Regions from separate parts of the Homo sapiens genome. Here region 2 is linked to region 1. Evidence: chromatin contacts called from ENCODE Hi-C or POLR2A ChIA-PET data. All regions are on one chromosome and are shown on one strand. Each heading gives the region's core, a stretch centred on a gene start or an enhancer-like site at or near the end of the contact. The rest is flanking DNA. Distances are from core to core; before and after follow the strand shown. Region 1 holds the start of AXIN1 (axin 1). Region 2 holds the start of UQCC4 (ubiquinol-cytochrome c reductase complex assembly factor 4).

Region 1 (3,920 bases), core at 1,121-3,620:
ATCAAATGCCTGCAAGCACTGAATCTGGCCCACAGCCTGTAGCTACCATCAATAAAGTGAGTCCATAAAACGGGCGGGATGCCTACAAGTATGATACTGTATTTAAAATTCCCTTTCGTCACCGCTTAGGCATATGCTCCAGGCATCATGGCAGCAAACTCAATGCTACCTACGTGTGTAGGTATTTATTTTACCCAAACGTAACTTTTGACATTTTGATTTACATGGAGGAGGCAAGTAACACAACACGACTCTGACATCTTCCCAGCTGTCCATTGATTTAACTCTTGAAGGTTCAGGGCTACTATTTCACATGTAATTTATTCCCCCATCACTGAAATTCTCAATGACCAATGTAATCCGAAAAAGTCTGCTTAGCTTTTCTGAAACTAGAAACCCAAGACAAGTCAACACCAGCTGAAAATCAAACAAAAACAGTCTGTTTTTCATGCTTTCCCATCCTTGTCCCTGAATGGAGATCTTAAAACTGAAACCAAAGCCAGGTGAGGTGGCTCACGCCTGTAATCCCAGCACTTTGGGAGGCCGAGGTGGGCGGATCACCTGAGGTCGGGAGTTCAAGACCATCCTGACCCACATACAGAAACCCCATCTCTACTAAAAATACAAAATTAGTCAGGCTTGGTGGCGCATGCCTATAATCCCAGCTACTTGGGAAGGCTGAGGCAGGAGAATCGCTTGAACCTGGGAGGCGGAGGATGCGGTGAGCGGAGATCACGCCATTGGACTCCAGCCTGGGCAACAAGAGCAAAACTCTGTCTCAAAAAAAAAAAAAAACTGAAACCGAGCTATTGCTGAGTATCTCGGGTAGCCGGTTTAGACTGTGTTTTCTCCAAAATAGGGCCTGTGGATCCAAGTAAGCTCGAGATTCTTCCTGAAGAAGCAGAGAACAGAAGTGTGAGCAAAAACAAGGGGCTGACATGCACATAAGAACCCTTTATAAATTATCTTAGAAGGGGCCAGGCGCGGTGGCTCACGCCTGTAATCCCAACACTTTGGTAGGCCAAAGTGGGCAGATCACCTGAGGTCAGGAGTTCCAGGCCAGCCTGGTCAACATGGTGAAACCCTGTCTCTACTAAAAATACAAAAATTAGCCGGATGTGGTGGCGCATGCCTGTTATCCCAGCTACTCAGGCGGCTGAGGCAGGAAAACTGCTTGAACCCGGGAGGCGGAGGTTGCAGTGAGCCAAGATAGCGCCACTGCACTCCAGCCTGGGCTACAGTGCGAGACTCCGTCTCAAAAAAAAAAAATTATCTTAGAGGACGGTGGTCACCCCTGTAGTCCCAACACCTTGGAAGGCTGAGGCAGGTGGATCGCTTGAGGCCAAGAATTCAACACCTGCTGGGCAATATAGTGACACCCCATCTCTACAAAAAATATATATATATATATCTTATAGATGGGCTGAGAAAAATCCCCAGAGAACTGACATGTTTTTCTCTACTTTCTTCAATGCCAAGCTGAAAGTTTCACTGCTCGGGCAGTGCAGCTCTGGTTTCACGGGGGCTAAATTCCAAAGTGCGGGGCGGGGGTAGAATCTAAGAACCACACCCAAGAGAAAGACCAGTGTTTGGGCAGCAAGGCATCAACCTGGAGGGTACGGACGCCGGAGCACGCGGCTACTCAGGCCGAACCCCGACCCGGACCCGGCACGCGGCCTCGGCGAGGGCGGGCGGGAGTGTCCTCCTCCGGGACAGCCGGACTCCCGCCGACTTCTGGGCGGCGGGGAGGGCTCCAGGCCCGGCTCTCCCGGGCCCCCGCACGCGATGCGCGGCCCCTGCAGCTGCTCCGTGCCCCGAGACGCGCCCGAGGCCTCGGACCTCCAAGCGGCCACCGCGCCGCCAGTCCCGCTGCCCAGGGACACCCCGGCCCCAGCTCCCCGCGCGCCCACCCCCTCGGTCCCACGCGCGTCAGCCACCCGCGCCCCCCGCCGCTTCCGGGTCCCGCCCGCCCGGCCTACCGCGGCCTAGCCCGCCCCGGAGCCCGGCCCTACTCACCCGCGCGCGGTGGTGGCGGGACCCCGGGCCCGGCTCCCGGAGCGGCGCGGCGCGGTCCGGGCCCATGCGCTCAGCGGCAGCGCGGCGGGCGGGACCCGGCGGGGGCGCGGCCCGGGGCGGCCCCCATCTCGGCGGCTGCGGCTCGGCGGCCCGGAGGCGGACGCGGGGCAGGCCGCGGGGGCGCCGCAGGGGCCCAGCCGCCAGCTCCCACCCGCCCGCTCCGCGTGGACGCGGCTCCGGGCCGACTCCGGCCGGCTCTGGCGGCGGCAGCGGCCACGATCGCCTCCCGAGCCAGAGCCCGAGCCAGAGCGCCGAAGCCCAGGCCCGAGCGCCCCCGCCGGCGGCGTCCGGAAGTGCGGGGGCGGGGCCGGGGCGCGGGGACGAGGTGAGAGCGCGGGGCGGGGCCTCAACACGGGGCGGGGCCGGCAGCGCGGGGACGAGGTAAAGGGTGTGGGGCGGGGCTTCAGGCGCGGGGCGGGGCTGAAAGCGCGAGGATAAAGTGAGGAGCGTGGGGCGGGGCCGACAGCGAGGGGACAGGTGAGGAGCGCGGGGCGGGGCCGGGGCGTGGGCGGGGCCGGAAGCGAGAAGACGAGGTGAAGAGCTCGGGGCGGGGCCTCGGGCGTGGGGCGGGGACCAGGGAGTAAGGCGGGGCCCGCCTCGAGCAGAAGAGGTAAAGAGCGTGGGGCGGGGCCTCCGGCGCGGGGCGGGGCCGGAAGCGAGAAGACGAGTTGAGAAACATGGGCCGGGGTCTCTGCATGGCCGGGAGAGGGCGTGGTCAGTGCCTGCCGGGGGCGGGGCGTGCCGGGGGCGCGGTCGCGCCGTCTTCCCGAGGGGCGGTGCGGAAGCGGAGCCCGGGAGGCTTTGGCTTCCCAGAGAGCGGAGTGGGAGAGGCGGCGTTGCAGGTCCTTGGAATGGCCGCGGCCGTGGGGAGCACTGGGCGGACTGCGCGCCCCGAAGGGCGCACGTGGGGCGCAGCCCTTTTCTGCCGCCAGTACATCGGAGGGCAGTCAGGGGGCTGCAGGCCTCGGGGCTCCCTGCCCAGCCGGCCCTGGAGAGGAGGCCCTCGTGGGGACCGCCACGGCCTGCCCGCCGCCGTGAGGGAAGCAGGCTCCCAGGAGTGGGGTGGTCGGCAGGCAGGGATGGCCAGGGCCCTTGGAAGGTGGGGTGGGCTCCACCCTCCTGAGTCCCAAGGCAGCCTGGACTCACAGCGCCAGGGAACACGTTAGGCCCCAATATATGGTGGCTCTCACCCGGACAGGAGCCACAACCTCCAAAGAGCCCACCGGCTAGGACCCTCTGCCTTGATTTCTCCCAGGCACCATCTAGTATCAGAGAAGGGTTCTCCTTCCCTCCGCTGCCCAGGCCAGCCCGAGAGCAAGGCCATTGGAGTGTCCAGACCCCTGCACCCCTTCCCCTGGGCTGTCTCCACAGCGGCCCTGCCAAGGGGTCCAGTCCGATCCTGCCACCCTGGCTGCCCAGATCCGTGTCACTTGCCCTGCAGGCCACAGAGCATGAGGTCACAGCCCCAGGCACCCCACGGCAGAGAGGCACGGGCCCCCAGCAGCAGCCCCAGCACCAGCTCTGGCCAGCCCAACCCTGTCAGAACCAACCCTCTGCTCTCCACCCAGGCCTCAGCCAACCATCAGGCCCTCCCCAAGGAGGAGGATGTGAGTACCAGGATCTGCCGCCTCCCACAACAGCCCAGGGCCCTGTCCTTCCCAGAGCACTATTGGGCCTGGCACCTCCCGGGATGCTCCAGGCAGCCCCCTGGGGTCAGCTATACCCCCGTTTCACAGAGGAGACAGCTGCAGTTCAGGCCACACAGGACCAGCTCGCCTCCTGTTGGGTGAGGGCTCCCCACCTCGTCCGCCCCACACCTGAGACAACAGCCCTCATCTATCTGC
Region 2 (3,897 bases), core at 1,037-3,536, 1.1 Mb after region 1:
ATGAAAACAATTGACCGGGCGCAGTGGCTCATGCCTATAATCCCAGAACTTTGGGAGGCCAAGGCGGGCAGATCACTTGAGGTCAGGAATCTGAGACCAGCCTGGCCAACATGGCGAAACCCCGTCTCTACTAAAAATACAAAAATTAGACGGGTGTGGCGGTGCGTGCCTGTAATCCCAGCTACCCTGGAGGCTGAGGCAGGAGAGTCGCTTGAACCCAGGAGGTGGAGGTTGCAGTGAGCCAAGATGGAGCCACTGTACTCTAGCCTAGGTGACAGAGCAAGACTCAATCTCAAAAAAAAAAAGAGAAAACAATCTGGGGCCGGGCGCGGTGGCTCCCATCTGTAATCCCAGCACTGTGAGAGGCCGAGGAGGAGAGATCACTTGAAGTCAGGAGTTTGAGACCAGCCTGGCCAACATGCCAAAAGCCCGTCTCTACTGAAAATTTAAAAATTATCCGGGTGTGGTGGCACAAGCCTGTAGTTCTAGCTACTCGGGAGGCTGAGGCAGAAGAACTGCTTGAACCCAGGAGACAAGAGGTTGCAGTGAGCCAAAATTGTGCCACTGCACTCCAGTCTGGGAGACAGAGTGAGACCCTGTCTCAAAAATAAAAACAAAACAAAACAAAACAAAAAAACAAAAAACAATCACTTAGGTAACCCAAAATAGTGCCCATCATTTGTGAAAAGAAATACTCACTAGTTGTATTCTACTCAGAAAATGGTTGCCTTGCTTAAAAAGTTTTGCAGAAAACTGCAAAAGTTCCTCATTTCTGGTACTATTCGGTAATATATATGTAGGTTTCTTTCCTCAGTTCCCACTCTGGAAAAAAAAAAAAAAAGGAAAACGAAACTTTTTTTTTTTTTTTGAGACGGAGTCTCGCTTTGTCGTGCAGGCTGGAGTGCAGTGGCGCGATCTCGACTCACTGCAAGCTTCGCCTCCAGGGTTCACGCCATTCTCCTGCCTCAGCCTCCGGAGTAGCTGGGACTCCAGGGGCCCGCCACCACGCCCGGCTAATTTTTTGTATTTTTTAGTAGACACAGGGTTTCACCGTGTTGGCCAGGATGGTCTCGATCTCCTGACCTCGTGATCCGCCCGCCTCAGCCTCCCAAAGTGCTGGGATTACAGGCGTCAGCCACCGCGCCCGACCGGAAAAGGAAACTTTTAAAAATAGCTGCTGGTGCAACTAACTTACGTGCTCTGGTAAACAAGAAGAGATTAAAATAAAAAACAATAGCTGCCCAAATACCCCCTTTTTAAAAACTAGATGCAAAAAAAGGGAATCATCTAATCCCATATTATAAAATTAAAATTTATTTTCATTTGTTGTTGTGTAAAACTCACATGTGGAAGTGTTCCTTGCACAGGCCGCAGCATGCAATACAGTTTCACACTTCTGCCAGATATTCTATCTCAGAAAGCAAATTACCTGCAAACTAACACTGGATGACAAGTGTCACCAGAAGTGCTTTGGAAACATGATTATGTTATACAAAGACTTGGCAAATCCAACAGCATACAGTGCAACTGAAACCTTCCCCAAGGATCTGAGAAGTCTTGCCGATGGAATCCTTGGACATCAAGAGCCAGGCGAGGAGCAGTTTCCGATCTGCTGAGATTCTGCTCCGCCTTCACGCGAATCAGCATAGCCAAGTGCCCCATCCACCAGCCAAGTCCTTCAGTGCTGAGGACGCACGCATAGCCAGGACAGTCACGGGCAAACGTGACATCAAATCCGAAGGGCGGCTGTCGGCTCCCTTCCTGCCAGCCCCAGCGGGCACCCCGTCAAGTTCTCGCTCTGTAGGCAGCTGGAGTCTCAGGCTCCTCAGAACGATCACTGGGCTCTGGCACCTCTCCCCACACCTGTCTCAACCACTGGTCCGCCTCGCTCTCCTCCCTCAGGTAGCACCAGATGATCAGCGCCACGAGGAAGCAGCTGAGGGGCAGCACCTTCCACCAGGGCCGCTGATGTCCCTTTCCCATGGTATGGCCCACCGACCAGCGGTGAGGGTTGGCTTTGCTGGAGGAAAACTCAATGGGGCGGTCAGGGTCGTCCTCTTCCTCGGCGGCAGGGTGGGCCCGATCCCGGGAACCGGGCAACGGATGAAGGCTTCGGGAAGCCCAGCCTATGAGCCTCAGCGCCCGGACGGCCCTGGAAGAGAGAGAGCAGTAAGCGCTCCGCCCGCCCGCCGGTGTCTGCCCTCGGCCCTCCGAGACCTTGAGGAGCTCACCCGGCCGCCGGGGCACACAAGACACGATTCATTGCTGCCTTGACTCCTCGACTGACGCCTTGGCGCGCCGTGATAGCGTCACTTCCGTCGCCGGAAACCGGAAACCGGGCGCCATACCAGGCCTCCGCTCACGACTACAGAACGTGGTCCCAGTAGCGCAGCGGAAATGACGTTCGGCTGCGAAGAGCTCTTTCCGTCGCAGGCCCGGAGTGCGCGATGGCATGCCGGGAAATGTAGTTCTCCGTCCCTTTCGAATAGGACCGACACCCCGGTCCCTGGCCCCGAAGAGAGGCGGGCGCCGCGGGGGCGGACGTTGTCCTCAGAGAGTTGTCTGAGTTTGCCTCGGAGCAGTTCTGAACCGTCATGAAGGTGCGCGGGGCCTGGTTGGGGATCCGCGCCCTCAGCCCTGCCCGCCTGCCCTGGGCTGGGCGCCCGCACCTCTCTGCCGGCTTCCCCGAAGGCCGTGGCACCGCCCTATTTTTTTTTTTTTTTTTTTTCCGTTTAGTTCTTTTCGTGAGACAGGGACTCTCTCTGTCGCCCAGGCTGGAGTGCAGTGGCGCGATCTCACGTCACTGCGGCCTCTGAAACCGCCTTTGCAAAAATTATCACTGAGGAAATGACAGTGGAAGAGATGAGACCTAAGGGGCTCCGTCGTGCTTCCCACCCTTAAGCTGTCCTGGTTCATTCCTGGGCGTGGGCAGAGCTAACTTTGGGAAGGATTTCAGTTCATGGTTTCACTCTGAATCAAAGTCAACAGCCCTTTCCAGAAAAAACCCCCGTCTTGCCTGAAGACCAGTCTGCCTTTGCAGGACTAATAAATCAGCTGCAAAATTAGAAATTGGCCGGGCGCCGTGGCTCACGCCTGTAATCCCAGCACTTTGGGAGGCCGAGGCGGGCAGATCATGAGGTCAGGAGATCGAGACCATCCTGGCTAATACGATGAAACCCTGTCTCTACTAAAAATACAAAAAATTAGCCGGGCGTGGTGGCGGGCGCCTGTAGTCCCAGCTACTCGGGAGGCTGAGGCAGGAGAATCGCTTGAACCTGGGAGGCAGAGGTTGCAGTGAGCCGAGATGGAGCCACTGTACTCCAGCCTGGGCGACAGAGCGAGGCTCAGTCTGAAAAAAAAAAAGAGTCTGAACCTCCCCAAATTGCTCCTGGGGATAACATCACTATTGTAAAATCTAAGATCAGGCCGGGTGTGGTGGCTCACGCCTGTAATCCCAGCACTTTGGGAGGCCAAGTCGGGTGGATCACGAGGTCAGGAGTTTGAGACCAGCCTGGCCAGTATGGTGAAACCCTGTCTCTACTAAAAATACAAAAAGTAGCCTGGGGTGGTGGCGCTCGCTTGTAGTTCCAGCTACTTGGGAAGCTGAAGGAGAAGAATCGCTTGTACCCTGGAGGTGGAAGTTGCAGTGAGCCAAGATCATGCCATTGTGCTCCAGCCTGGGTGACGGAGCAAGACTCTGTCTCAAAAAGCACAACAACAACAAAAACCTAAGCTCAAAGATCAGTGCCTGAAATATTTAGCAGAGCGTGCACTGGATGGATCAGCTGGTACCACCCAGACCGGTCATCTGGCCCAACCGGTTCTGCCATGCCCGCCAGGAACAGAAGAGTCTGAACGTGAGTCCATCTCCAACCTGACCAACCAGCACTCCCCACT

What was found. A loop is a pair of places that touch in the nucleus more often than their neighbours do. ChIA-PET counts read pairs that join two places held with the same protein, here RNA polymerase II (POLR2A). Pooled maps may share reads with other maps.
Region 2: a pooled map shows a loop between it and region 1 (12-fold over the local background). The contact joins the promoter of UQCC4 here to the promoter of AXIN1 in region 1. A Hi-C loop is called at or near these places in 2 of 50 pooled maps. POLR2A ChIA-PET finds 5 or more read pairs at or near these places in 2 of 52 experiments (B cell and MCF 10A).

What each region holds. Positions count from the first base shown.
Region 1 is chr16:350,353-354,272 of GRCh38, forward strand. It overlaps AXIN1 (axin 1), which reads right to left and starts at 2,371. Exons shown (of 11, transcript NM_003502.4): 1 at 2,017-2,371. RefSeq lists silencers at 1,590-1,649, 1,660-1,729, 1,750-1,799, 2,080-2,159, 2,260-2,739 and 1 more.
Region 2 is chr16:1,418,461-1,422,357 of GRCh38, forward strand. UQCC4 (ubiquinol-cytochrome c reductase complex assembly factor 4) reads right to left here and starts at 2,287. Exons shown (of 2, transcript NM_001272051.2): 1 at 2,232-2,287; 2 at 1,292-2,152. The coding sequence starts at 2,263. The coding sequence ends at 1,786. RefSeq lists enhancers at 1,578-2,433, 1,921-1,990, 2,001-2,050, 2,301-2,460, 2,434-3,287 and 1 more.